2 separate regions of the Homo sapiens genome follow, and region 2 is linked to region 1. Evidence: chromatin loops called from intact Hi-C (ENCODE). Cell type or tissue: endothelial cell of umbilical vein. All regions are shown on one strand. Each heading gives the region's core, and the rest is flanking DNA. Links, peaks and the distances in the headings are about the cores only. Region 1 has its middle 120 kb from the start of EVA1A-AS. Region 2 overlaps TACR1 (tachykinin receptor 1).

Evidence for each region. Peaks named below come from ENCODE experiments on the same cell type or tissue, not always from the same donor. Only the 100,000 strongest peaks of a DNase experiment are listed, where the experiment ranks them.
Region 2: it touches region 1 in a loop (14-fold over the local background); 7 of 110 quality-filtered maps call a loop at or near these places.

What each region holds. Positions count from the first base shown.
Region 1 is chr2:75,397,793-75,413,379 of GRCh38, reverse strand. No RefSeq gene overlaps it. Among named protein-coding and RNA genes, the nearest start is that of EVA1A-AS, 120 kb to the left of the region's middle. RefSeq lists an enhancer at 9,325-9,384. In endothelial cell of umbilical vein, for the core only: a CTCF peak has its summit at 9,236 (motif pointing right); a DNase peak (open chromatin) is centred at 9,239; H3K27me3 peaks cover 694 bases.
Region 2 is chr2:75,092,044-75,107,630 of GRCh38, reverse strand. All of the region lies in intron 2 of TACR1 (tachykinin receptor 1), which reads left to right. Among named protein-coding and RNA genes, the nearest start is that of MIR5000, 9.0 kb to the right of the region's middle. RefSeq lists a silencer at 14,882-15,086. In endothelial cell of umbilical vein, for the core only: a CTCF peak has its summit at 8,661 (motif pointing left); no DNase peak of the experiment used is centred there.

The DNA.
Region 1 (15,587 bases), core at 6,398-11,397:
CTAATAGAGCTCACTGCTTGGAGAAATGGCTGTTAGGAATAAAGCAAGAAAAACGCCCTCCTTTTCCTTCCCCCACCCCGTACAGGATGGGATGGAAAGTACAGTTTTCAAATTGTCACAGGTTTCTAAGGAATATTTTTGTATGACCCGTGAGTTTTGCCTTTAAGAGTGGACAACAACAACAAAATGTTTCCAAATTCCATTTGCCTTTTAGCATCCTTCTGCCAGGCTACTTCACTTTGCCTACTTTGGGGCAGGGCCAATGGAGTCAGGACTGAGCAGGAATTAGCACCTAAGTGCATACAAAATATGTCAATATGGGCATGAATTTTTGTCATTATCCTCACCCAACAAAAACAGCTCCCCAACTCCCTCTGTGAGTTCCCAAAACACATAATAAGTATCACTTTTAGTTCTGAATCTACATTCTATTTCCTCACTAGAACCAGAGCTCTGCCATGCACCCCAGTTCATTTTCCTGGGGCCATGATACCTTGCCTGTCTCTTTTTCAATAATCTACCCTTGGGACACAATATAGACAGAATAATGGCCTCCCAATGATGTTCACATCCTAAGCTCTAGAATCTATTACATTATACAGCAAAGGGGAATTAATTAACATTGCAAATGGAATTAAGGTTGGTATTCAGCTGCCTTCAAGATAGAGAGATTATCCTGGATTATCAAGAGAAGCCTTGTGTAATTATAAGCGTCCTTGAAAGTGGAGGAGATAGGCAGAAGAAATCACAGAAGGAGACGTGATGATGAGAGGAAAGTCAGAGTAAGGTGTTATGAGAAGGTCTCAATAGACCATTGCTGGCTTTGAAGATGAAGGAAGGGGCTATGGGCTGAGCATTTCAGGTAGCCTCTAGACACAGGAAAAAAACAAGGAAACAGATTCTTCCGTAGAGATTACAGAAGGGAATGCATTTTTGCCTGATACCTTGATTCTAACCCAGTGAAACCAATGTTAGAGATCTAACCTTCAGATAATAAAAGAATAAATTTGTGTGGTGTAAGCAGGTAAATTTCTGGTAATTTGATTCAGCAACAATAAGGAACTAATACAAAACTATATAATGTTTCTTTCCCTTTCAAATAATTATTGGGATTCAACCTGAAACCACGGCTCTTCAAATCATGACCAATCTTTGTTAAAATAAAAAAAATTAAATTAACAAAATTATATATATTTATCTTAGACAGCATGATGTTTTAAAATATATACGTTTGTAGAATAGCTAAGTCATCCTAATTAATATATGCATTACATTGCATAACTTTTTTGTGGTGAGAACACAAAATGTATTCTTAGCAATTTTCAAGAATAAAATACATTGTCATTAACTATAGTCACCATGTTGTACAATAGATCCTTTGAGCTTATTTCTATCTAACTGAAATTTTTGATCCTTTCACCAACATCTCCCTAAATTGCTTCCCACCCACCTCTTAGTAATCACCATTCTACTCTCTGTTTCTGTGAGTTTAACTTTTTTAGATTCTACATATAAGTGAGATCATACAGTATTTATCTTTCTGTGCCTGGCTTATTTCACTTAGCATAAGAACCTCTGAGTTCATCTGTGTTGTTGCAAATGACAGAATTTCCTTCTTGTTTAAGGCTGAAGAGCATTCCATTATGTACATATACAACGTTTTCTTTATCCATTCATCAGTTGATGGACACTTAAGTTGATTGCATATCTTGGACACTGTGAATCGTGCTGCAGTGAACATGAGAGTGCAAATATCTCTTCAACATACTGATTTCATGTACTTTGGATATATGCTCAGTAGTAGGATTAAAAGTAATTATTTATAGGTAAGGATTTACTACTGTCATTTTGCTGCTTTCTGATTGTTTTATAGATCCTTCTTCCTTTCTTCCTTTCTTGCTGTTTTTCTTTTTATTAGATGATTTTCTCTAGTTCTATGCTTTGATTCCATACTTTTTATCTGTTGTGAATCTACTATAGATTTTTGCTTTGTGGTTACCTTGAGGCTTGTAGTTATAACAGGCTATTTTTAACTGAAACAACTTAATTTTGATTGTACTTAAAAAACTCAACCTTTTTATTTCACCTCCCCCCATCTTATGTTTTCAAAGTTATAATTTATACTTTTTTATATTGTGCATCCCTTAACAAATTATTGTGGTTGTTATTAATAGTTTTGTTTTTAAGCTTTCTACTAAAGAAATAAGTGACTTACACACCATAATTTCAGTATTAGAGTTTTCTAAATTTGATTATGTACTTACTTTTGACAGTGAGTTTTATACTTTCATATGTTTTCATGTTATTAATTGGTGCCTCTTTCTTTCAGCTTAGAGGAGTCCCTTTAAGATTTCTTATAAGACTTCTGGTGATGATGAACTCTTTCAGCTCTTCTTAGTCATTTCTCCTTCATTCCTGAAGGACAGATTTGTTGGGTACAATATTCTCAGTCTGCAATATTTTTCCTTTAGCACTTTGACTGTGTGAAGCTACTTTTTCCTTGCCTGTCAAATTTCTGCTGAAGTCTGCTATCAGCCTTATTAAAGCTCTGCTTACATGTGATTTGCTTATATTCTCTTGTTGCTTTCAGGAGCCTATCTTTGTCTTTGAATTTTCAGTTTGGTTATATGTCTTAGGATAGTCCTGTTTGGATTGGATTTCATTTGAGGCTTTTGACTTTCCTCTTCTTGGATATTTACATTTGCCCCAATTTGGAAAGTTTTCTGCTATTATTTCTTTAAGTAAACTTTCTATCTCTTTGTCCCTTTCTTCTCCTTCTTAAACTCCTATATCTCAAACATTTGCCGTTTTGATGCTATCCCACAAATCCCGTAAGATTTCTTCATTCCCTTTCATTCTTTTTTATTTTTTTCTCGGATTGTATATTTTCAAATAACCTGTCTTTAACTTCACAGATTTTTTTCTTCTGCTTTATCAATTCTGTTGTTAATGCTCTCTGTTACATTTAAAAAATTTTTATTTATTGTGTTTTTCAGCTCCATAATTTGTTTGTTGTTTTTTAAAAATAATTTCAATCTCTCTGTTACATTTATAATTTTGGTCATTTATTGTTTTCCTGACTTAATTAAATTGTTTCTCTCTTATTTTAAATTCCTTATCAGGCACTTTTTGTATCTCCATTTTCTTGGGGTCAGCTATTGGAAATTATAGTGTTCTTTTGGTGATGTTATATCTCATTGATTTTTCATGTTTCTTATTGCCTTACACTGATATCTGCACATTTGAAAAAGTAGAGACTTATTCTAATATTTGCAGATTGGTTTTGTCTGGGAAAGCTTTCCTCAGTCAGCCCATGTAGAGATTTTGGGCAGGGGCAGGCTATCTGGTGTGGTCTGTGGGGAGGCTTGCTGCTGGAGTCTTTGGGGAGGTTTGGTCAGCAGGTGGATGCCTGGCACCTAAGTTCACAGGGGCTTACCAGGTGCTGGGGTGGGCCTTGAGTCTAAGTCTGCAGTGGCCAGCCTGGTACTAGGATGGGCCTGATAGCTGTGTTCACTGGGACAGGCCTGGAGCCTGAGTCCACTGGGATGGGCCTAGAGCCTGAGTCCATAGGCGCTAGCTTGGGACTGGGGAAGATCTGGAGCCTGAGCAAATGAAGATAGGTCTGTGTTCTGGGTCTTCAGGTATGGATCTGGACCCTGGGTCTGCTGGAACATGAGGCAATAAGGGCCAATATGGAGGATGCAGCTGCAGGGACCAGCCTGGAATCAGGCTGGAGTCAGCCAGGCCTGGAGTCTGTGTCTGTATGTGGCAGCCTGGTGCCTGAGACCAGAGATGTGCCTCTGGTGCTAGAAAAATAAATAAAAAGAAATTTGCAACTGAACATAGTGGAGTTAAAGAAAACCTAAAGGTAAAGCGAACACCTCAAAAGTAGTCAGAGAAAAAAGGACAGAGTTTCCCAAAAGAGCAAGGTTTAGACTAACAATTGACTTTTCAACAACAGCAACGAGGACATAAAACAGTTATGTGATATTTTCAACTTGCCGGAAGAAAAGAACTGCCAATCCAGGCAGTAAAAATATTCTTATAATATTCTTATTCTCAAAAAATTCTTAAAAAATCAAGACAATTTGGAACATTTCCAGGCAAATAAAAATAGATTTCACTATTAGCAGACCCATGCTAAAGAAAATTCTAAAACATATTCTTAAGACAAGAGGAAAATGATCAGATAGAAAGATTCAGGAGAAAAATAAAAAGTCATAACATTGACTGTATGTTCCATAATGGCAGGGCTGGGCTCCATCCTGTCCACTGCTGACCTTAGCCATTTAAAGGATGAATGAGATAATAAAATAAGCTTGACATAAAGATGAGATTTCCAGTCATCAGAGCTGCTTACAGATGGAATAAACTGTCCCAAAAAAATGTGATATAGAAGCAGAAACAAGCTAACTGATGTATTCCAGGTCTTGACTTTAATCCAGGAACTTCTGGATATTTAACTTTATCATTGACTGAGCTCCAGTGAGCTAAATATTTTTGCATGCATTATCTCACTAAATCCTTATATCTACACCATGAAGTAGGTAAAATTATCTTTATTTTACAAATAATGAACTAAAGCTCAAAGAGGCCACAATCAGGGGAAAGAGGTGTACAGTTGGGGAAAGAGGTGCAATTAGGGTTCTATAAAGCTCAAACTAAAGCTCAAAGAGGGAATAGTTGGGGAAAGAGGTGAAATTAGAGTTCCATAAAGTTTGTATACAAGGAGCGTCAAGCCTATGGCAAGGTCCATACCTGTCATGCCCCTCGTATGTCTCAGCATCAAGTGACAACCCCACAAACTTACGCATACTGTAGGTTGTTATGGAGTTTCATCTGTGAGTTCTTATGAATTACCATAGCTTTGTTGAACCATCCTATGAATAAAATTCACTGTTACTGTTGTGAGTGAGACCTGTCACCTACTTCCTAAGATGTGAACCTCATTTATCATGAGAACCCCCTTTGCAAATGTCTTCATAAAACATACATCTGTGTCTTATTAAACTGTTAGGAACTTCTTGTTAAATATGTTTACTTCTACTCCCTTCCCAACTCCTATAAAACTGACAACAAAGGAATGAAAAAGTACAACTCAATGTTTTTAAAAAAGAAGAAACGAAGTCAGTCACAGTAGATTGTAAAGGTCTATAATATTTAGAAGATGAATTGAGAATAGATGAGTCTTAAATTACTGAAGAGATTAAAGAAAACCGAAACTCAAATACCTGGTATTGGTGGTAGTGCGAGGGGAAGAAGTATTGGTTTTTAGGGATGACACAGGGAAGCAAAAAAAAAAAAAAAAATCAAGGGGAGTTTATTGAAGAAGACTAAAGTTATGGGTACAAGTCAGCACTGGAAATAGAAGAATTTGCCAAAAGTCAGTAAAACAAACAGCCACCCCCATCCTCACAGTACACTCACAAGACCATTCCTCCCACACTGGGATAAAAAAACTAGAGAAGTTATAACTCTTTGCAGAAATCGAAGTCTCAGGTTTAGCTAAGAGTTGGAGTGCCATGCCAAAAACACAAGAGCTAAACGAAGTCAGAATACTAAGTGATGAGGCCCCTTTTGGCTCCCAGAAATCTGAAATCCAAGCTTCTACCTCTGCTGCCATAGCCTCTCTCCATGACAGGCAAGATATTGGAAGGTTCCTCTCTATGAAACTGACTAGTGTAATAAGACTTAAGCATATTAATATTTAGGGTGTCTTCCAAAGAAACAGCCCAATCCCCACCCCTCTTTTCTGAAACTCACACATCAACAAGCCTCTCTCATGCACAGAAAACACCCAATCAGCTTTGTAATACTTTACTCTCAAAATTGAATGGAGAGCCAATGATTGCCAAACTATTGAGAAAATCCTTAATTTATTTTTTCTTTTTCTCTCTTTTTATTAAAAAATGCCATCATGAAAGCAACATTTTTGCTATGAGTCATACCTTACCTTGTAAAAACCCATTTATGCCATTGGAGTAAATTTATTGTTGCTCTGGTGTAAGGTTTTAGTCCTTAGTTCTTTAAAAAGTGTTTCTATTTCTTTCTATGAGACCAATCTACCTCTTCCTGCTCTCGTCTAATCTCCTCAATGACAGATTTTTCACTTTGACATTTATTGAGCCTTGGAACTACTTTATGGGATATGACAGCCCCAATTCCCATTGTGCGTTGTTTGTTTTTAGTATAGTTATTTTGCTGAGTGTTTTACTGGGTTGATATTTTTTCTCATTTTATCCTATTTTGTCTCTTTGCTATGCTATAGATGTATATATTGAGAATAACAAATATTTTAAAACTTAAAAAATTAAACCTCTCACGTGTTTTTATAGTTAGCTGTATTTTGTTGAACTTATTTTATTGGTGCTATAGTCATCACAATATGTCTTGTCAACTGGCACCTTCCATTAGGGTCGGGAAGACTTAACAATTTCATGTCATTAGTTTATTTTGGGATGCAATTCAGTAGCTGAGATAGTGTGCTTTGATAAATAAGAAGTTTAGGTAATTTTAGAAAGTTCAGTAAGACATAAATTTTTTACCTAGTCTATGCTTCATGGGAAAATAAACTTCAGAAACATTCTCATTTACTTTCTATTTCTTTTTTGTTACACATATGTAGAATGTTCATCTACAGAGAGCTCTCTCTTATGTGCATTTAAATGTGGTTATAAATTTTTGTTTATTAATTTAATAAAAGAAAGAAAAATAGACAACGATGTGCAGAAGGAGACGGAGCATGGCACAGAGCCCTACAAATAGGCAAGATTTTTCTGCGCCCAGAGATAAGGAGCAAAGAGCCATCATACACTGAAAGCATGTTTCCCTGAGAATAATGAGCCATATAACTACTCTCATGTGATTTTCAAAACATAAATCTTCAGGATGCAAGGGCAGGTGGTGATGAATTACTGGAACAGAAAATAGTTGAAGGGAAAGGGCAGCAACATCAGTGTTATGCACATTTATGCAAATTCAACTTCTAAAATATGAAAGGGTTTTCTCTGTACTATGAAAGTGACTGAAATTAATGGGTGAGAAGCAGGGAGATTTTGTATGTCTGCTTAACTCTGCCTATAGAGTCCTTTTGAATGGATGCATACAACACAAAAGGCTGAGCCATCTTTCACAGGCTCCACACTATTGTGGGTTTCGGCTGACAGCCCAGATAGCAAGAGTCAAAAGGCAGATGTGTTTTGTGAAGACTTGAGTGGAATAAAAGAAAATAATGCCAGGCTCAGAAGAGAAACTTCGCATGGATGGAAATGGGTAAAAAATACTCAGAAAATAGAATTCTAGTGAGCGGTGGGAAACTTTAGTAACCTTGAAAACACTCAGAACTCTCCTGTAGTATGTAGAATGCCTTTAGAATCCTAGAGAAGTCAGAAAAGACCCCAAAAAGCTAGATTATATTAATATAGAAAATGTATTATGATAAAGATAAGAGCCTCCACATAAAGGTCAATGAAAGATTTTAAGTTCATCTCAAAGTATTTCATTTTGGCCTGGATTTACATTGACATAAAATCTCAGAGACTCATTCCAGCTTTTCTGGGGCCAAGATGATTATCTCCTCCTGCAGATCCCCCAATATAGTTAACTTTTCCGTGAGGTGAAGTGTGATATAAGCCTTCATAAGAGCCAGAAGCACACAGTAAGAGATACGGCAACTGACAGGGATATTCTGGAACACTTACTTAAAAAGTTTGAAAATACAAAAGGGAAATCTACATGCAGATAAGCATTCTAGTTTTTATTCTGCCTTCAGATGATGCCAAAATCCTTGGCAATACGTGGAAATGGGTGAGTGAAATTCTAATATTTTTCTGCTTGTTTATAGTTTATTACTTCTCATTTTAGTATTAATCACCTATAATTACACCATATGTTAACAATAACATGTGGAAAACTAAGGAAAGGGCAGATAGCCAAAGAAAAGCTATTTGAACCCAGAGGGAGATTTTCAGGAAAGAAAAGATAGTTCGGCAGTTAGAGCTTATAAGATATGTGTGCTCAAGAGAAAGAGCCATGACCCAGATAAGAAAAATAAAGAGTATGCCTTAGACTGGGGGAAAAAAAGAGAAAGAGCTTACATCTCAAATGAGAGAGAGAAAAAAAAGAGACAGAGAGAAGGAGATTTATGATGGATGGATGCTCTTTAGCTGTCTAGTACAGTAAAATTTTGCCATCAAATGTGACAACAGGAAGCTTCTAACAAATTGATATGTGATGCCTTAATGATATTTCTACCCAACCTGAATGGGTCACATAGCCTCTCTCTGGCTCGAAATTCTTTAATCTATCCTGGAGTATTTTGCAATTTCTTCTGCCTCCAGTTGTACTGCTTAGTCAGTGATAGGCAATCGTTTTGCATAGATCTTAACAATAGAACATCATAATAGAAAGTCACCTACTCATGCATACCATTCTTTCTTAGGTCCTATAAAGCATTTGGTTGTTGCTTTGTAAGAAAATATGGAAATGCAGTTGTCCTTAAAACAATGAGTATGTGCATTACTGATATAAAATTTATGCCCTGAGACACTATTTTCATACCTTTCTGTGTACTTAATAACATTTTGTTTCAGTGATTAATCAGTGTATTCAATTTGGGTACATTGCACATGTCAATTAAATTTAATGCATAGAGCATCAACAATGAGCATAATTCTTTTGAAGTGGTAACAATATGAACAGCTATGAGGAAGCTCCTGCATGCACAGGAGCTTTGGTTATTCGAGATCTTTGGTGGTTTCACACAAATTTTAGAATTGTTCTTTCTATTTTGTGAAGAATGTCACTAGTATTTTGATAGAGATTTTATTGAATCTGTAGTTAACTTTGAGCACTATGGTAATTTTCACGATATTAATTCTTTCAATCCATAAACGTGAATGTTGTTCCACTTTTTTGTGTCCACTTTAATTTTGTATTAGATTTATAATAACAACTATATCACAATACTGATAACAATTGTATGATTCCATTGATTAGAAGATGTAGTCTTATTTTAGAGATGTTAGTACGTGAATAAAAGTTTCAGAACCATTGCAGTATGGTAATGTGATGTATAAGATAGAGTGACGAACCCCATTTTATTATATCTTCATGTGTTCACACAGTCATGAGGAATTTGGGAAATTTACTCCACCGGGTTAAAAGAATTTTTGCCTGGGACCCTGATAGGCGTGATATACAGAGAAATTGTTGCAATTCTCAGGATAAACCAGTAGAGGGAGGAATTCTCCACAGTCAGGAGCACACTCAGCAAGCAAGAAGCAACATAACCTAATTTAGACCAACGAGTAGATGTTGTAGGGTCTATCTGTGGGAGTGTAAAGTATGACTACGGAGGCGGAGGTCGCAGTGAGCCGAGATCATGCCACTGCACTCCAGCCTGGGCAACAACAGGAAAGTCTGTCTCAAAAAATAAAAATTTTTTTTAAAAAGATGGGGTGACACTTGAGTACAGTGGTTCGCTAACTCAATATAACTAGTATCCTTAAAACGAGAACGCCATATGAAGAGAATAGACATGCATACAAAGAGAATACCATGCAAACATGAAGGCAGAGGTTGGGATGACGCATCTACAACCAAGGTACGCCAAAGAGCATCAGCAAATCACCAAAAGCTAGAAGAGAGGCACAGAACACATTCTCCCTCACACAGTTCAGAATGAACCAAACTTACTTACATGTTAAAATTATACTTCTAGCCTCCAGAACGGTAAGACAATAAATTTCTGTTGTTTTAAGCCACCCAGTTTGTGGTAGTTTGTTGTGGCAGCCCTAGGAAACTAATACACTCAGTAAGAGACAAAAAAGCAGGATCAGAAACAAAAAAAGCAAAATGAAATATAAATGAACAAAGTTTAAAAGATTACAGAAGAAATTTTCCTTTCTCCAATGTCAGAAATCAGTTAGGTCTAAGTGTGTGGAATTATTTCTGGGTTCTCTATTCTGTCTCATTGGCCTATGTGTCTATCTTTGTGCCAGTACAATGCTGCTTTGGTTACTATAGGTTTGTAGATATTTTGAGGTCAGGTAGTGTAATTTCTCCGGGTTTGTTCTTTCCCCACCCCCTCCCCCCGCTCAGGATTGCTTTGGTTATTCGAGATCTTTGGTGGTTTCATACAAATTTTAGAATTTTTCTTTCTATTTTGTGAAGAATGTCACTAGTATTTTGATGGAGATTTTATTGAATCTGTAGTTAACTTTGAGCACTATGGTAATTTTCACGATATTAATTCAATCCATAAACATGAATGTTGTTCCACTTTTTTGTGTCCATTTTAATTTTTTATTATATTTATAATTTTCATTGTACAGATCTTTGACATCCATGTTTATATTTATTCCTAAGTTTATATTTTTTGTGTGACTATTGTAAATGAGATGGGTTTCTTGATTTTTTCTTATTTTTTTGCTTTTATGATTTTTTAAATTGACACAGTACATTTACATATTTATGTGATATAGTGTGATATTTTGATACATGTATACAATGTGTAATGATTGAATCAGGGTAATTAGCATACCTATCACCTCAACCATTTATGGATGAGAACATTCAAAATCTGCTGGAGAGGATGTGGAGAGGATATGCTGGAAGAAAGGGAACCTGTGTGCTGTTTGTGGGAATGAAATTAGTATAGCCATTATGGAAAGCAGTATGGAGGTACCTCAAAGATCTAAAAATCTAAAAATGGTACTACTATAGGATCCAGCAATCCCACGACTGGGTGTATGTTCAAAGGGAAGGAAATCAGTATGTCAAGGGGATATCTGCACCCCCACGTTTATTTCAACACTTTTCAAAATGGCCAAGGTATGAAATAAACCAAAGTGTTTATCAACAGATTAACGAATAAAGAAAATGTGGCATATATACGCAATGTATTACTATTCAGCCTCGAAAAAGAATGAAATCCTGTGGCAATATGGGTGAGTCTGGAGGACATTATATTAAATAAAATAAGTCTGGCAAAGAAAGATAAATACCACATGTTCCCACTCATATGTGGAAGTGAAATAAGTTGATCTCATGGAAGTAGAGAATATAATAGTGTTAACTAGAAACTGAGAAGGGTAGTGGGGAGGAAGAGATAGCCAAAGGCTGGTTAACAGATGTAAAATTACAGCTAGGTAGGAGGAATTCTTTCTAGTGTCCTTTAGCACTGCAGGGCGGCTATGGTTAATAATAACTTATTCTATATTTTCAAATAGCTAGAAGAGCAGATTTTGAATGTTCCCAATACAAAGAAATGATAAATTTTAAGGTGATTTATATACTAATTACCCTGATTTGGTCATTATACATTGTATGTATGTATCAAAATATCACACTGTACCCCCATAAGCATGTAAAACTATTACATGCTAATTTTAAAAAGATTACAGAAAGAAGGAGAGGAATTAGGAAAAAATAATAGCAATAGATTGGAAATAAGAATGGAGGTCTTATGAGATTAAACCTATGCATAGTTAATGTTCTTCAAAAGAGAACAAAACAAATGTAACAAAAAAGAATTTGAAAGGTATCATTCAAGAAAATTTCCCAAAGATGTAAAAGGACCTGACAGGGTAAGTCTTAGATTGAGTAGACAAAACAGTGTATACAGAGATTTTCAGAACAATTAATATTAAGACATGTCCTACAAAATTTTGGGATCTCATAGATAATGAAAAGAAAAAGCTATTGTGCATCCATTCAAACCTATCAACTTAAATGAGAAAAAAGAATCAGTGTGGTTTCAGGTTTCTCTAAGAACCATTCAATGTTAAAAGACACCAGTGTCTATGAAATCTTCAGGTTTAGCTGAAAAAAAAGTATTGCCCAAGAATTTTATATCCAATTAAACTGTAGTTCTAATATAAAGGAAAATACAGTTCCCATAAAAGCTTCTTGAAGAAATGACCAAATGAATTTTAGCCAACAGATAGATGAATGAGGAAACCAGCAAACAGATTGACAGTGAGCATAAAGTCGATTTAATTGTAAGGCTGAGATTAAAACAACTCTACAAGTTATGGTTGTAACTGTAAATATTATGAAATACAATAATTTAGAAATTATAAAACGAACTTGGAAGGTTGTATTAGTCCATTTTCACGCTGTTGATAAACACATACCTGAGACTGGGTAATTTATTTTAAAAAAGAGGTTTAGTGGACTTACAATTCCACATGGCTGGGGAAGCCTCACAATCATAGTGGAAGGTCTTACATGACTACAGACAAGAGAGAATGAGAGAGCCAAGCAAAAGGGGAAACCTCTTGTTTTAAAAAACCATCTGCTCTCTTGAGGCTTATTCACTACCATGAGAACAGTATGGGGGAAACTGCCCCCATTATTCAATATCTCCCACCGGGTCCCTCCCACAACACATGGGAATTATGGGAGCTATAATTCAAGATGAGATATGGGGGGGGACACAGCCAGACCATATCAAAGGTTAAGAAGGAAATAATTTACAAGGTAATGTAAGCATAGACATTAAATTAGCTTTTAAAAACAGATATTTATAAACCAATTAGTGCATTAAATACAGTTAGAATTAAAAATAAACACTGGATAAGCTAAGAATAATAATATGATATAATCAGCAAAGACCAAGCAACAGAGGAAAGGAAAGGGTAGTAAGGGAGTGAAATATGATAATTTTATCAATACAATGGATCTATTTTTTTAATGAAAGAGTTAAAATATATGAAGATATATTTAAAATAATCTCTGAAATATCAAGAACAGAATATACTAAAAATTTCCAGAAGGAATGCACATAGAAAACACAGGCCACAGAATGAAAGACATAAAATGAAAGATTAGGAGATCAACTTCCAGCATTATAGCGTAAGGAGCACAAGACAGGGTGGAAAAAAGCTGACATTCTGCTCCTTAGGATAACAGCCCTCCCACAGGGAGCTGAAGGAGTACTGTGTCCTTGGCTATACCAGTATGAAGTGGAGTTTCCAACTTGCTGATGGGAATTATATTGAATCTGTAGATCACTTTGGGTAGTATGGACATTTTAAGAATAGTAATTCTTCGACTCCATAAACATAGGACATCTTTCCATTTATTTGTGTCTTCTTCAATTTATTTCATCAATGCCTTACAGATTTCAGCATACAGATATTTCACCTCCTTGGTTAAATTTATTTCCAAGCATTTTACTTTTTTGATACTACTGTAAGTGTGATCATTTTCTTTATTTTTTTTCAGATAATTCACTTTTAGTGTATAGAAACACCACAAATTTCTACTTAATTTTTATTTCAGTAGTTTTGGGGATATAGGTGGTTTTTGGATACATAGATAAATTCTTTAGTGGTGCTTTCTGAGATTTTGGAGCACTCATCACCTGAGCAGGGTACACTGTACCCCATATGTAGTCTTTTATTCCTCACCTTCTCCAAACTTCCCTGCTGAGTCCCCGAAGTCCATTATATCAATCTTATAACTTTGCACCCCCATAGCTTAGCTACCACTTATAACTTACAAGTGAGAACACAGGATATTTGGTTTTCCATTCCTGAGTTACTTCACCTAGAATAATAGACTCCAGCTTCATCCAAGTTGCTATAAAAGACATTATTTTATTCTTTTTTATGGCTGAGTAGTATTCCATGGGGTATATATGCCACATTTTCTTCTTTCACTTGTTTGTTGATGGGCACTGAGGTTGGTTCCATATCTTCGCAATTGCAAATTGTGCTGCTATAAATATGCATGTGCATCTGTCTTTTTCATTTAATTACTTATTTTCCTTTGGTTAGACATCCAGCAGTAGGATTGCTGCATCCAATGGTAGTTCTACTTTTAGTTCTTTAAGGAATTTCCATACTGTTTTTCCACAGTGGTTGTACTAGTTTACATTCCCACCAGCAGGGTAGAAGCATTCCCTTTTCACCACATCCACACCAACATCTATTAATTTTTGACTTTTGAATTATGGCCATTCTTGCAGGAGTAAGGTGGTATCTCACTGTGATTTTAATTTGCGTTTCCCTGATAATTAATGATGTTGAGCATTTTTTCATATGTTCGTTGGCCGTTTGTATATCTTCTTTTGAGAATTGTCTATTTATATCCTTTGCCCACTTTTTGATGGGATTATTTGTTTTTTTTCTTGCTGATTTGTTTGAGTTCCTTGTAGATTCTGTATGTAAGTCTTTTGTTGGATGCACAGTTTGCAAATATTTTCTCCCACCCTGTGGGTGGTCTGTTTACTCTGCTGATTATTTCTTTTGCCATGCAGAAGCTTTTTGGTTTAATTAGGTCCCATTAATTTATTTTTGTTTTGTTGTATATTAGTCTGTTCTCACACTGCTAATAAAGACATATCTAAGACTGGGTAATTTATAAAGAAAAAAAGGTTTAATGGACTCACAGTTCCACATACCTGGTGAGGCCTCACAGTCATGGCAAAAGATGAAGAACAACAGGACTTCTTATATGGCAGCAGGTGAGAGAGAACTTGTGCAAAGGAGCTCCTCTTTATAAACCCATCAGATCTCATGAGACTTATTCACTATCATTAGAACAGCAGGGGAAAGACCCACCCCCATAATCCAATCACCTCCCATCAGGTTCCTCCCACCTAGGAATTGTGGGAGCTACAATTCAAGATGAAATTTGGGTGGGGACACAGCCAAACCGTATCAGTTGCATTTGCCTTTGCGTTCTAAGTCATGAATTCTTTACCTAAACCAATGTTTAGAAGAATTTTTCTGATGTTATCTTCTAGAATTTTTATGTTTTCAGGTCTTAGGTTTAAGTCTTTGATCCATCTTGAGTTTATTTTTGTATAAGGTGAGAAATGAGGATCCAGTTTCTCTTCTACATGTGGCTTGCCACTTTTCCCGGCACCATTTATTGAATAGTGTGTTCTTTCTCTAATTTATGTTTTTGTATGCTTTGTGAAAGATCAGTTGACTGCGAGTATTTGGCTTTATTTCTGGGTTCTCTATTCTGTTCCATTGGTCTATGTGCCTATTTGTATACCAGTACCACGCTTTTTTGGTAACTATTGCCTTGTAGTGTAATTTGAAGTGGGGTAATGTGATGCCTCCAAATGTGTTTTGTTGTTGTTTTGTTTTTTGCTTAATATTGCTGTGGCTATGTGGACTTTTTTTGTTCCATATGAATTTTAGGATTTTTTTTCATAATTCTGTGAAGAATGATGATGGTATTTTGAATTGCATGGAACCTGCAGATTCCTTTGGGCAGTATGCAGTTGTCGCAATATTGATTCTATCCATCCATGAACATGGCATGTGTTTCCATTTGTTTGTGTCATCTATGATTTCTTTCAGCAGTGTTTTGTAGTGTTCCTTGTATAGATCTTTCACCTCCTTGGTTAAGTAGACTTCTTCTAAGTATTTTATTTTTTTGCAGCTGTTGTAAAGGAATTGAGTTATAATTTGATGCTCAGCTTAGCCATTGTTGTTGTATAGCAGTGCTACTGATTTGTGTACATTGATTTTGTATCCTGAGACTTTACTGAATTCATTTATTGGATCTGGGAGCTTCTTGGATGAGTCTTTAGGGTTTTCTAGATATACGATCATATCATCAGC
Region 2 (15,587 bases), core at 6,734-11,733, 310 kb after region 1:
CAATAGGTATTTAGAAAAATTTTAAGTCCAATGTATTTCAAGTTTTCTTTCTTTCTTTTCTCCTTCCTTTCTTCCTTCCTTTCTTCTTTCCTTGCTTCCTCCATTCCCCCTTCCTTCTTTCATCCTTGCCTCCATTCCCTTTCCTTCCTTTCTTATGCAAAACAGACTATGGCATATATCAAAGGTTACCTTTTGGGACTTATTAGAATGCTCTTTTTGGCCTGAAATATGGAGACAGATGAGGATTCAAAGTTGGTTAGTGAATCATCTTATTGTTTTGTTCAATTTGTTGCTGTTATGGATTTTTGATAACTTATCCAATCATAGAGTGAGAGTGATACCTTAAAATCTTTCATTGTAATTGTCCTTTTGCTAAATTCTCTTTATATTTTTAAAAGCTTTGCCTTACATGTGCTGAAGATATGTTTGTTTTCACTATAGATTATACATTTAGTAACAGAAAATATATTTATATCTCTATTTAGTGCTTTTTTGCCATTAACACTACTTCCTGTAGTATTAATAGTAACACCTCTGATTTGTTTACTTATACTTTTTCATCATTTTATTTTAGTTTTTTCCATATATTTAGTTTTCCTCTATCATTTTGTTGTGAGAATTCCTCTTACATACAGTATATTTTGATATCGGTTCATAACTTAAGATTCTTTTTTCTTTTAATAGGCTAGTTGAACATTTCCACACTCATTGTCTTTATCTATATATATTGTTATAGTTGGTCTTCTTTCATCATTTGGTTTAATACTTTCTGGTTTTTGTTTCCTCTTTTTTCTATTTTTCCTTTATAGATGGTTTGTTGACTATTATCTTTGGTAATTTCAAAGATACATATGTTTTATTTCGTTATATAAATAGTTATCCTAAAGTTTTTTTAAAAATATTCCCTACTTCCATAGCTATTAACATTTACAATATTTATAATGTCACTTGGCATTATATTGACAACTATTGACATAATTTTAATAACAGAATTCATTTTTTACTTCCATTTATAGGAAAAGGAAATTTGTCACTTTCTATTCTCATATTCCCTTGCCAGTTTTTCTGTTAATAACCTGGAGTTTATAACCTGTGTGTTCTACAATATATGTCAGCATTCTCAAAGTGTAGTAACAAAACTCCTGCGATACATTTAAGAGGTATATGAGGTTAAAATTACTTATATAAAGACAGGAAGACATTATTTACCTTTTTCATTCTCTCATGAGTCTACAGTAGAGTTTTTCAGAGGTTCCATGATTTCTGATATCACAACACACTGAATATAGAAGCAGATATGAGAATCCAGATGTCTATCAACCTAGCTATTAAAGGGATTTGCAAAAATGCAAAACAATGCCCCTCTCTTTAATAATTTTTTTGAAATAAATAGAATAGTTTGTAATTCATGTATTATTTATGTTAACTTTCGATGAGTTTATCATTGCCATTTTTAATAAAGTTATATTTTAGAACAGTTTTAGATTTACAGAAAAGTTGCAAAGATAGTACAAAAAGTTTTCAGATACTCCACACTCAGTTTTTCTTAGTATTTATGTCTGATAGTATAGTACATTTATCACAATGAATAAACTCAATATTTATAAATAATTCATAACTAAAATCCATACTTTTTTCCCAGTTTTTCTTTAGTGTCTTTTTCCTGTTCCAGGATCCCATCCGGGACGCCACATTACATTCATGTCTCTTTAGGCTCCTCTTGGTTGTGACAGTTTCTCAGACTTCCCTTGTTTGTGATGTCTTTGATAGTTTCAAGGCATAGTGATCAGGTTTTTTGTGGCAGATCCCTCAGTTGGAATTTTTTTGACATTTTTTTCATGATTACACAGGGGTAATATGTTTTAGGGAAAAAAACAGAGGTAGAGTTCCATTCTTGTCACCTCATTAGAGGGTATATGCTATCAATATGACTTACTACTATTGATGTTAATCTTTTTTCAGCTTTATTGAAGTATATTTAACTCATAAAAGTATGTGCATTTACGGCGTACAATATGATGTTTTCATACATTGGGAAATGATTAAACCAAGCTGATTAAAATATTTATCACTTCAATACTTATCATTTCTTTCATGGTGAGAACATTTAAGATCTACTCTCTTAGCAATTTTCAAGTGTACGATGCATTATTATTAACTATAGTCATTATGTTATACAATAGATTGCTGCAACTTATTCATCCTAAGTGACACTTTGTGCCCTTTGACCAACATCTCCATTCCCCTCCACCTCCAGCCCCTAGAAACTACCATTCTACTCCCTGTTTTTATGAGTTCAACTGTTTTAGAGTCCACATGTCAATGAGATCGTGCAGTATTTGTCTTTCTCTGCCTAGCTTATTTTACTTAGCATAATGTCCTCTGGGTTCATCCATGTTGTCACACATGAAAGCATCTTCTTTTTTAAAGCTGAATCATATTCCATTGTGTATATTTATCACATTTTCTTTATCTATTAATCCATTGAGGAACACAGGTTGATTCTATATCTTGGTTATTGTGAATAATGCTGCAACAAACATGGAAGTGCAAATATCTTGTCAACATACTGATTTCATTTCTTTCAGATATATACCCACAAGTAGGTTTGCTGAACCATATGATATTTCTATTTTTAATTTTTTTAGGAACTTCCGTATGGTTTTCCACAATGGCTGTAATATTTTACATTCCCATCAACCATGCACAAGTATTCCCTTTTCTCTACACCCTCTCCAACACTTGTTATCTCTTGTCTTTTTAGTAATAGCCATCATAACAGTTCTGAGCTGATAGCTCATTGTGGTTTTAACTTGTATTTCCCTGATGATTAGTGCTGCTGAGCATTTTTCTCATATACCTGAAAGCCATTTGTATGTCGTATTTTGAGAATTTTTCCTCCTGTTATTGATTTGTAGTTTCATATCACTGTGGTCAAAAAAGATACTTGATATGATTTCAGTCTTCTTAAATTTAATAAGACTTGTTTTACATCCTAACATGTTATCTGTTTTGGAGAGTATTCTGTGTGTGCTTGAAAGGAATGTGTATTCTGCTGCTATTGGATGGAATGTGCCATATATGTCTGTCAGGTACATTTGGTCTAAAGCATGTTTCAAGTCCTATGTTTCCTTACTAATTTTCTGTCTAGATGATTTATCCATTGTTGAAGTGGCTTATTAAAGTCCCCTACTATTATTATGTTGCTGTCTATCTCTCCCTTAAGACCCATTAAATTAATATTTGTTTTATATAGTTGGGTGCATATATATTTACAATTGTTATATTCTCTTGATGAATTGACCCCTTTATCATTATATAATTATATTATTTTCCTCTTTTTGCAGTTTTGACTTAAAGTCTGATACAAGTATATCTACACCTGCTCATTTTTTGTTTGGATGGCGTATCTTTTTCTACCCCTTCACTTTCAGTCTTTGTGTGTCCTTAAAGCCAAAATGAGTCTCTTACAGGCAGAATATACTTTAGTCTTAATTTTTCAATCCATTAAGCACTCTGTGTCCTTTGATTGGAGAATTTAATTCACTTATTTTCTGTTTTCAAGGTAATTATGGATAGGTACATACTACTGCCATTTGGTCAATTGTTTTCTGGTTGTTTTGTAGATTCTTTGTTGCTTTCTTCCTCTCTTGCTCTCCTCCTTTGTGATTTGACTATTTTCTATAATAGTATGCTTTGATTCCTTTCTCTTTATCTTTTATGTATCTACTTTATGTTTCTGCTTTGTGGTTACCATGAGGCTTATGTAAAATATCTGACAGTTATAACAGTCTATTTGAAACTGATAACAACTTAGGCTTGTATCCCCTACTCCACCATCTTTGTCAGATTTCTCCACAAATACTAAAATTATTATTTTTCCCCTCTTTCCCATACTCTAGTCTTTGGAAGGAAGTTACTGTGTGAAGGCTATCCTTAAGGAGTGGAGAGGAATGTTCCTACTCCTTTACTGCAGAGTAGCTACATAAATTCTTTGCAATTTTTATGCACTGAAGATTTGTCTCTTCTCCATCATTTACATATTTATTTATTTATTTATTTATTCAATCATTTATTTATGTTAGTATGGACTCATGGGTATTTATTTTGGTCTCAGGGTATAATTTCTTTGAGTTACTCAATTTATTTTATTGCTCAAATTGTTCCAGTTTTGGCCATTGGGGCCACTTTCAGGTTGCTTCTGTATCTCTTTGACATACCCCATTATGACATATTCCATACTTACAGGGATTCGAGGGTTTTGTTTTGTTTTTAGTTTCTAGTTTTGTGCTTTTTGTGTTGTGTCGTGTGTTTTGAGGACTTTCTTACTTTGTGCTACTACAGGATGCTCCAGGCTCATCTTGTATATTTCCTGCCCCAGTTCTACAATCAACCACTTCTCTAAGAAGCCCTGGTTTCTTCTATTAGGGAATGATATTAGAAACCAACACCTGGGCTCTAGGTATATTATTGTTATTTTTAAACAACTTAACAAACACTGTCAAATGGTTCTCTGCTTTTGTTTCTAATATAGTAAGTATTGATAGATACGACCCACATGAACAAAAGTTCTTTGGGAGTCCTCAATTATTTTTATTAGTGTAAAGAAATACCAAGACCAAATAAGTTGGGAACAAGTAATAGAGATCTGCTCTCTTAAAAATGTTTTCTATTCCATTTCATAATTATGGTCCACAAACAATGATTTACTGTCATCTCTATATATTTTTATTTTACTGATAATCACCAGTTTATTAGTTCTATGGCCTCATTATTTTGAATTTTCAGTTTTGATCCATCATCCATCATTCTGAATCATGTCTTTTGGTAGTTTCTCTGCAGAAAATAGTACTTTCTTACATATTTGATAATACCTTTATTTGGCATATACTTACCAATGGCTGCTTGATTGGGTATAAATTGTGGGAATATCACGATTTATAAATATATAAATAATTTTTTTTCTTTTAAGCTCAGCATAGATTGCTCCTTTGTTGTTTGAAGGCAAAGTGATATCTTCTTTTGTGGATAACCTAATATGTACCCCCCAAGATACTTGTATGATTATATGTTAATCTAGAAAATCCAAACAGGATTTAAATAGTAAGTCTTCCCATAACCTAACACTTACTGTCAATGTTCAGACCAAGATATATTTTAGATCTGAAAAAAAAAATTTACTCTATTACAGTTAGAACCTTTGGCTTCAAATAATAGAAGTAAGATCGTGTATCAGTTAGTTCCTGCTGCGTAACAAATCATTCCGAAACTTAGTGGTTTAAAGTAACAACTGTCCATTTAGGTCATGATTTTGTGGATTGCTGGCTGCTCTGGTTTGTGCCAGCTCAACTGAATTCTGTGGGAGTGTCTCATATGTCTGCAGTCACCTATGGGTCATGTGGCTGCTGGATAACCTAGGAAGCCTTATTCACTTATCTTGTACTTGGAAGATTGTCAACCAGGATGACAGAGGTAACTGAACCATGTGTTTCTCATTACCCAACAGGCGAGTTTAAGCTTCTTTATGGTGGCCTGAGTTCAAAAGCAGGAAAAGAGGACAAACCCCATGGCACTAATGCTTTTTGAGCCTCTGCTTATCTCACATATGCCAGCATGCCACTAGTCAAGCAACCCATATGGCATGTCTTTATTTTTATTTTTTTATTTTTTTATTTTTTATTTTTGGAGAGACAGAGTCTCACTCCATCACTCAGCCTGGAGTGCAGTGGCACGATCTCGGTTCACTGCAACCTCCACCTCCAGGGTTCAAGCAATGTGGCTCAGCCTCCTGAGTAGTTGGAACTACAGGCATGTGCTACCATGGCCAGCTAATTTTTGTATTTTCAGTAGAGATGAAGTTTCACCATATAGGTCAGGCTGGTCTTGAACTCCTGACCCCAAATGATCTGCCTGCCTTGGCCTCCCAAAGTGCTGGGATTACAGGTGTGAGCCACCGTGCCCGGCCTTTATTTTCAATTGCCAAAGAGAACCTAGCATTTATTTATCAGGTGCAGTTCCAGAATCATGATGACGATTTGCCCAATGTGAGTCAAGAGCTCACTCCCAAAGTAATCTACAGTGGAGCTACCACTCATGAGCTATGTGACTTTGGCAAGTTACTTTTTACTCCTCTGAGCCTCAGTTTCCTCAATATGAAAATTAGGAATAATAATATTACCTACATCATGAGTTATTGTGAGGATTAGATAAAATATTGTATATAAAACCCTTAGCACAGTGTCTGGTACACAGTGATCATTCATCTACCTTTAAGATGCTTTATTTATTAGTATTACTAATATGGAAAGTCTTGAAGTATCATTAATGAGAGGACTTATTAAAAAGATGCTTACATCATTTTTATTTTTTGCTTCATCTCTATTATTTTTATCTCTTTCGGAATATCTTCTTATTAGAAGCTAGGATTGCTGAGAATCTCACTTCTATTTCTATTATATTCTTATCTTTATTTTCACCTTGTTTTCCTTTTTCTAAAATATTCTCAGTGAATAATCAACTTGTCCTCTGCCTGACTAATTCAGTTTTCTGCCGTGTCCAACATGTTATTCATCATTCTTTTTTTTTTTAATACAGCAACCACATTTTTCATCATGGTTGTCTGGGTATAGACATTGGAACTCATTTCATGGAAGTCTCCTTTTGTTTCTTGAAGACAGATGTTATTAAGTACATAAATTAGCTATTTCAACAGTATTTTTTTCTTATAGTAATCTATTTCAGGGGACACATTTATGTTACCAAAAATATTCAGTGAATTGAAGGTTGCATTCTTCTGAACCACAAAATTTCCTTATAGTTACCAAGAACATTATTTTTTGACTTATTCTCACAATGAGAGAGCTATGGCTCTGCAATGTGATTTATCATTTTATTCATTCACTTAGCAAATATTTATGAACCCTTACTTTATAGTACGTACTATGCTATAGATAAAACAATGACCTATCACACTCGTCACCTTAAAGCTCTTAGAGTCTACTGCACACTTGGGCAGGGAAGCAAGCATGTGGATACAGTAGTTAGTGCTGCAATAAATCCACAGTGCCATTCATTACCACAGAGTCATGAAATGCTCAACAGACCAAGATAGTAATCAGCTGAGTCCTGGAGGTTAGATATGAGTTAGTCATATGGCATTTGGAGGATGAGGGAAGCAAATCAGTAGGCAGAGTTTGTTGGAAAAAAGAATTCCAAATCGAGACAACCACATGCACAAAGATTTGAAAGAGAGGTTATAATTTATGCCAAAGAAACTAAATTTAAAAATAATAATTGCTAGCATTCATTATGCACCTATGATGTTCCAGGCACTCTGCCAAGAACTTTGCATGCATCATCTCATTTCATCCCCTCAGCAGCTCAAAGTGGTAGGCAAATTGTCCAAGTGCTCCAGCAAGTATGTGGCAAAACCAGAATCTGAACTGAGGGAGTCTGTCTTTGGAGCTCACTCATTAGCTACTACATCATCCTGCCTCTCTGAAAAAACTCAGCATGGCTATGTGGAGTGTGTGATGTGTGTGGGGGTGTGGGTGGCATGGTAGGTGAGGAAGAATGGGAATAAGGGAAGAGATCCCAGGCTGGAAATCATAAAGAGTATTGTAGGATCACTGAGTTTATGCTTTATTCTAACAATAATGGGGAATAAATGCTGGAAGAAGACAGTGGTCATGAAACGCCTGTGAAATGCATCCCAGTGGACATATGTGTTCTGTGAGGTCTGAGGTATGGATATAAAAACGTGAGTCATAAGCTCATAGATGGATTTACAACCTTGGGGACAGATTAATCACCTGGGGAGATCTGGCTGAAGAAGGTCTAGAAAAAGCCCTGAGGAAGTCGATAGAAAAGGAGGACTTGATAAAAGGGGCTGTGAGCCAGTGGCCAGCAGGGTAGGAGAGAAACTAGAGGTGTGGTGTCTGAGAATGCAAGGAAAGGGGCCTGAGAATCTACAGTGACATCAGTCAACCTGGCCGCGCAAACCTCTCCCTGGGTTCAGCCTCTGGGGCAGCTGTGGGCAAGAATGTGGGTGGCTGGATTCATCTCAGCCTGAGATTTTTATCAGATGAGTATCATAGAAGGAGGAAAGAGTAAGGGAATTGGAGGTGACTTGTATAGGAGTGATTAGATTGATGGACAAGGAAGGAAAGAAAACATGAAGAGTCTGAGGAATAGGAAGAAAATGTCAGGTTCAGTGAATGTGAGTTTCCACAGAGAGAATTGTAACAGCAGAGGTACTCAGGCAAGTGACTTGGGAGGATGGACATGGTATTTATGGACAGGATGTTTTAAAAAGTCATGCATATCCCAGGTGTGGCCAGGATGCAGATAACTGATGCAAAAGAGAGAAGGAGCTCACTGGAGATGAGGAGTCTCAGCACTGAGATGCCAGAGTGCTGGGTGGTCCTCCTCAAGGAGGATGAAGTCACTGGGGTGAGACAGAGGCTGGGATAGTGAGGGAGGCTCCGAGCCAGAGCTGAGGTCCTCAGTGATCAGGGAAGAGTGACCAGGAGGCTGGAGAGTGACAGCAGCAAGTGAAAAAGAAGATGTGGCAGGATATGTGCTCCTCAGAGGGGTGGCATCTGACAGGACACAAGGGGAAGTGGTCTGGAAGTGGCACGGAGGAGCAGGAGAACCCTCACTCCACCTGCTGGTTCTGAGGGGAATAAATGTGAGAGCAAGAAAAGAAAAAAAAAAAAAGCCTTAATTTGCAAGAACTACAAAGAACACATATTCTCAGGAAGCAGCCAGAGTTCTATTAAGGCTGGAATTAAAAAGAACATTCCTAAAATTTCAAGTATTGACAGGAGATTGCCTGCCACAAAGCAGGAACCCAAAGGCAGAGCAGGAGAGTTTGAGAGGAAAGTGGGAGAGACTGGGTTAGCTAATGGGACCAACCCAGAAGTTGGGGGATGAGAATCCACTCCTAGAGCAAGCTGGATGTGGTGGTGAGCAAGGCTGGTAGGGATGTGGGTTTCAGGGACTGAAGCCTGGAAGTCTCTTAACAGATGAGAGTCGCTCACTTCAAGGCTTTGTGGTCCTCAAGGATTGGCCAATATTGAGGCAGCTATTCTCAGAGGTCTCTCTTCATCTTTCTCATCAGACAACTGCTCCCTCAGGCATCTCCAAGAAATATTTCTGGGATATTTGAGGATGAATTTTAAGGTAAAAAAGATAATTTTCTATGAAAAACTAGAAACAAACCCAATGTGCCATGATATGGTCTGGTTTGATTATGCATTAGAATATTCTATATTCTAAAATGAAAACATCTAGGACAAATTTGTGATAACATGAGAAAATGCTCATGTTATGTTTGGGTAAAAAAAGGAAACAGAACTGCAGTATGGTAATGACAATGATGTAAAAACTAAGCACTAAAAGCAATCTATGCATAGAATTGTCTTTCTTTCTTGAGAATGGAATATATCAAATTATTAAGTCTTTTTGGAGAATGAATCTGTCTCCTAGTACTTTTTTTCTCTCTGCATCTGCCCTGCATTTCTACGATCTTCAGATTTTCTATGGTATGTGTATTATTTTTTAACAGAATGTGTGGCATATTCAGCAGTGTGCCAGAGCCAGCTGGCAAAAGCCAACTGTGCACATCTCTTCCCAACTCCATGTTCAGTGACATCACATTGTATTTTGAAATTGTAATTAGCTATAACCCAAGTATTGACACCACAGAATGCTACAAACTGGGGATGTTTTTCTTTTCAAAGAGCCAAGTGTTACCAGCATACCACTGGCCTTGTACTACCACCAGGAACAGGTAAGGATTGGAGAGACCAAATGCTCCATTTGTCCTTACCTTAATGCAGATCCCTAGGGAGGAGAGAAATCACTTGTTCACATTTCAGCTGAGCAAGAGAAAAAAACAAAATATCTCTTGGATTTAAAGAGTAAATAATAGTTGCCTCAAGTTTGGGTGACCCTGGGCATGGACAGTGGTCAGATGCTCACCCCAAGACTGAGAATAGGAAGGGTGCCTGAGACTGGCTTAGCCTCCCACAGTCTTCTGTGATGACTCTTCTGTGATGATCTGTCACTGTCATTACTTTTAACATGTTGAGCCCCATGATTTTGCCACCTATTTAAAAAGATCCAGGTTGTCTCTAATCCTGAATGTGCCATTTATTAGGTAAGAGAAAGTTTAGGTCAAGTCTCCAAATACTTATGTACTTTACAGAACAGAAATAGTTTCACCACCTACAGTAGGAAAAAAAAAAAACTAATGAAGAAATGGTGTTGCTGAAAACCCAGAGTGGGAAAGGATCAAAGAAATGTTAGCAAGTTATTTCACCTAGTTCCTTCATTGTAGAACATTTTTTAAGTACTGTGTACCTACTCAGAACAAAAGACTGAAAAAAAACACTTCGCTATCTTTATTTGACCACATTTATCACTCCCATGAAAAATTAATTGACTGTTTAATTGTGGTCAGAAGGCACCTACTTCTATTCTTCCCACCAAATGCACAAGGAAATGGGGAACTTGGGCTAGTCTCTCAGAAGTGCATGTGGTAAAGAGGAGAGAAAAATAATACTTAACTTTATGAGGCAACATGCTATAGTAATGTCATTTTCCAGGATACAAGAGACTTGAACACATTATCTGACTGAATGATGGAAGTACTGGAAGATACAAGAGAGATAGGGGTTGACTGTTGGAGCAAAGTCCTGAAAGAGGTGTAATAGAATGGGGTGTGAGCCCACATGGAGGGTTTGGCCCTGGGTCTGAGGAGGATCTCATCTTCCACTGAAGCAAGAGAGAAGAATGAGTGGATGTGCAGAGGTAAAGAGAGAAGTTGAGATACCTATGTTGGAAGCTCTCAATATTCTCAGTGAAGTGGGAGGCAAGGTCACTGACAGAAAGAAGTGAGAAGGTTCTGGAATGTATACCATAAACAACATGGGAGGGTGTAGTAAGGCCCCAGCTGAACCAGTTTTACAGCTATGCATTCATGATAACAAACAAAATCCAGATATTTGCAAAGCTCTAAATATGTACCAAAGTGTCGTTTACACATCTGCTCTCTATTTGCACAATAGCCCTGTACAATACAAAGTGCAATTATCATATCCAATCTTATATTAAGAATACAACACAAAGTGATCAAGAAATTTACCCCAATACACACAATTAAATTTATCCATCACACAACTGGTGATGCCAGGATTTAAATCCAGATCTTCCAAATCCAAATCTGGCACCCTTTCATGCTACCAGGGCATTTTCAAACTGGACTCTGAGTTGCATGGGGAGTTCTAAGGAGCCTCCACTGGGACTGGCTGATGTTTAGGGAGAGCAGAGGGGCCCTGCTTCCACTTCAGTATAGCTCTTCTTTTCAAACTTGTTAACCCAACCACTCCAAGATGTTCAAAGAGCAGCACAGGCCAAAGGCTGGTATCCAGAGGAAAGGAGAGGGATTTCATGAGTTTTACAATCAACTGCTCTCCCCAGTGCCCAAAAGAGCACTGCAGAATCTGATTGCTTCACAGATGAAGAGGACTTGACTTTGTACATGTCCCCTTTTGTACAAAGTTGCCCCTCACTGCCTCCACTATTTCTCACCTTGATCCTAAGCCTTAGAGGCTGTCAAAATAGTTGCTCTAACAAAATAATCCAAAACCCCAGATCCTTGTCACAACAAAACTTTATTTCTCACTCACAGTGTAAGTCCCGCCCAGGCCAGGAGAATCTTTCTCCTTAGTCAGGAACTTAGGTGATGGAGGCTCTGCCATCTTGTAGCTGTACCACCTGGAGCATCTAGAAGGGCACACAGAAGGGACAGGGGGATGGACGAAGCATCCTAAGGGGACTTGACTGGAAGTGATGCCTCACTTCTGCTCACATACCCACTTGCCAGAGTCAGTCAACTAACTATAATGAAGACCAGTCATGAGGGAGAGCTCCTGGATATTAGGCGAGCGCTAATTCTCCTGACCCAAAAGCCCCTGTCCTGAGGGTAAGCCCAGCTTCTTTACCTAAGCATTTAAGGCCTTTCCTACTTTGACAGAATGAGTCCATCCAACAGTGCCCACTTTTGCAAAACTGATCCATTCGTGCCAGTGCTTAAACCTCAGCCCCTGCTTTCTTCCCTCTCGAAACGCCCTCCCTCCATGCTGATCCAACCCTACCCTTCTCCAAGATTTAGATCAATATCACCTCTTCTGTGAGGTTGTCCAGACTCCTTACCCTCCAGTGAATTCCCTCCTCTAATGGAGGCTGTGGAAAGAGAGCAGTATACAATGCTAGCATCTCTGGCTGATTACCTGAAGGCTGACCAAAATATGAACTGGGTTACAGCCACGAAAATTAAAATCATGTGCGGGTGTGCCACCACCCAAGTGTGCACCCTCAGGGAGAGTGAAGGAACAAGAAAAGGGTGAAATCCAGCCACATGTCCACTTCCTCAGCCAGGGTGACTCAAAGCAGTTAAACAGATACCAGACATTTTCAGAAAGCTTACCATGTACTAAACACAGGAACAGACCCTATGGAAGAACCAAGGGACACAATTCCCCGCCCTTGCCCTCATGGAGAGGATCACAGAGCATGACTCTCACTCCATCCTCACTCCCAGTCAGTGGTCAAGTTCTGTTGATCCTCAGAGGACTCTCATACTTACTGTAGCTTCTCTATCCTAAAGGCTACTGCTGTGAGTGAATTCCTCATCATTGCTAATCTGAATGATTCCAGTCATATTCTAGCTGTTCTCTTTGCCATCTTGGGCAAAAAAAAAAAAAATATATATATATATATATATATGTTTCTGCTTCCTCAGCTTGCAATTTCCATTCCCACAAACTCTGCATATTGAAATTCTTGCCCATCCTTGAACGCTGAATGCAAATGGCACATCTCTCATCACTACCACTGCCACCACCTTCACTGCTGCCACCACCATTTCCACCACTTCCTCACCTCCACCACCTCCACCTCTATCACCACCATCATCATCACCACCACCATCATGTCCATCTCCACCACTACCACCATCACTACCACCAATGCAACCACTGCCATTATCACCACAAGCACCACAACTCACTGTCTTGGAGAACCCTCACTACAGAAGGGTTTGAGAATCACAAACTATGTAGACTTGACATTCTGTAAATGTTGTTTGCCTTAAGAGGCCAGCTACCATGCAGGGAGACTTCAAAGACCACTGTGGTCCCTGGACTACAGTGAATACCCCTCCTAGTGATAAACAATTTCATGGCGCCTGGAAAAATCAAGGAAATGAAGCTTTGGTTCTATTTTCTTAATACTTTACCCGACGAAATTCCATAGCCTACTTACTTCTCTTTATTTTAATTCAAAGAGTATTTATGGAACATTTAATCTGGACCTGGAACAATGCTTTAACTCTCTTGTTTATTCAACTTTATCCCTTCCATTTAGAAAACTGTAGAGCTTTTTTCCCCATGGCATCCTATAATTAAATCAGCACCAACAGCATTGTCATCATCCACTCACAAATATGTTTTCAAGAGCTATTTGCATGTGGTGCTATCTGCACATGGGACAGAGTATCTTAAACAAAACTACGAAAACGTGGTGTCAGGTAAGAGCACTAAACTGTTCAGAGTTCAAAGACTCAGCTTCTAGCCCTGGCTTTGCCTCTAACATGCTGTGTGACCTGAGTACATCTGTGCTTCTCTGTGGGCCTGTTTCCTCACATGTAGAAAGAGAGAGCCTCTTAAACGAGATCAATTCTAATACCCCAGGATTCTAAGGCAAAAACACTCAGCTTTGTCTTGTTACCCCACAGGTAAATCCAGTTATCAATGGAATAGCCATGAAACTTTTCCGTTTAAAATGCCTAACAGCATTCTTATGCTTAATAAGAATAATATATATTATTCTTATTTATAAATGACTATCTGCCAAACAGCCTATATGGTTGGTTGCTGAAGTGTTACAAATCAAACAGAATGTGCTAGTTGTAACCCCACAAAGACTTAAAACAGCACCCAACCAAATACAAGGCAGGGAGCTCCTGCAGTCTACGCAGATGGGTGGGCTCAGGGGCTGCAGACTCCTGTCTACTTCACAGATGTTAAAGCCTTTGTCCTCAATGCTCACCCATAACGTTTCATTAGTGTCTATAACCTGTGCAGCCTGGAGTTTGTTGAGAATTCCACAGGGGAGATTAGCAGTAGATCACACTCATTCTGCTCCAAGTTGACTGATGGAGAAAATCTAGCTAAGAGAGCAAGGCTTACAGCTGTCACTGACAAGCCTTCTGCTTCCTTTCATTGCCCAGCCTCTAATTCCTGAGATCTGTGAAACTTTTGCTGCATAGATGCTATGCAAAGATGGAAAATTTAAATTTTTAGTGTTCAGGTATAGTCATTTTCTGCTCTGTGGAAAGTCATACAGGAGAACTGATTTGTGAAGAGAAGAAAATCAGGATTAAACATGTGTAGGCTGTTGTAAATTGTAATAATGAAACTGCAACATATTGTCACCTTCTCTCCTCTCCCCTTCTCCTTTGCACTCTTAAGGGGTCCCACTCTCAGATACACAGCCTGTTTCTCCTGTTGCCTGCCTCCCACTGGCGGATGATTAATAACTCACAAAGACATTGTAAATGAATTTAGTTTACTACACATAAAATAACTTTTCCTGTAGATAAGTAGTTGAAAACTTTTGATCAGGAATTTTCTTATTTTGATAGCTTTAATTCCATTTCTCCGTATCTTTGCAACTCTCACTGAATGGTGATCAGTGAGATTGGTCTAGTGAACCAGATTATAGAGGATCCCATGTATCTGCCCAGAAAGTAGGGTTCTGATCTTCTGGGTGAGGCAATTCCAAGTGGTCTTTGGAGGCCGCCTTACCCCTCTCCCAGGAGCTTTCACAGATGGAGTAGCTGTGAGAATCCAGTGGGGCTCTGAGTCTCCAGTCTACACTCAACCAGTGTAGAGTGACAGGTGAGCTTTGGTGGCTGGACACAGTCGGTTCAGTTATTCTGACCATAGGAGGCTCATTCCAGAGCTACTTTATCCAGTGCTAGATTTTCCTGATCCATCTATGAATCTCTTGAAAATTGTGCTACAATGTCCCCATTTCCCATTTTCTAGCATCTCTCTGAATCATTCTTCTAAGTTACCAGGTAAAGTTTTTGTTGATGAAAATGATGATGATAATGTACAAGGAAATAAAATCTTTTTTTTTAACCCCAAAGACTGCCCAAAGAGAGTAAGTCCTATTAACTGGCAGGGACTTGGTTTTCTGAGCACCACAATGCATTAAGGGTCATGAGTTTGGAAATTAAAGCTGGTGGTGTTGCATTCTGCATAATCAAGCAGGGAGGTTTTTAAAATTGGGGGAGGGATGGGAGGTAGGAACCAGTGAGGCTTAGCACCGTGTGAGGAAAGGCAACTCAGAATGTGAATATTAAGTTGTTTGCTACAGTGTATGTGATATAAACCCTCTCTTACGTCACCCTACAAGATCATCACCCTCTGCTGCTCACTAGTGTGTGTATGTGCTTTTGAGAGAACTAAATAGCATGCTGAGTTCTGCATTCAGATTTGTTTGAAACAAAAACA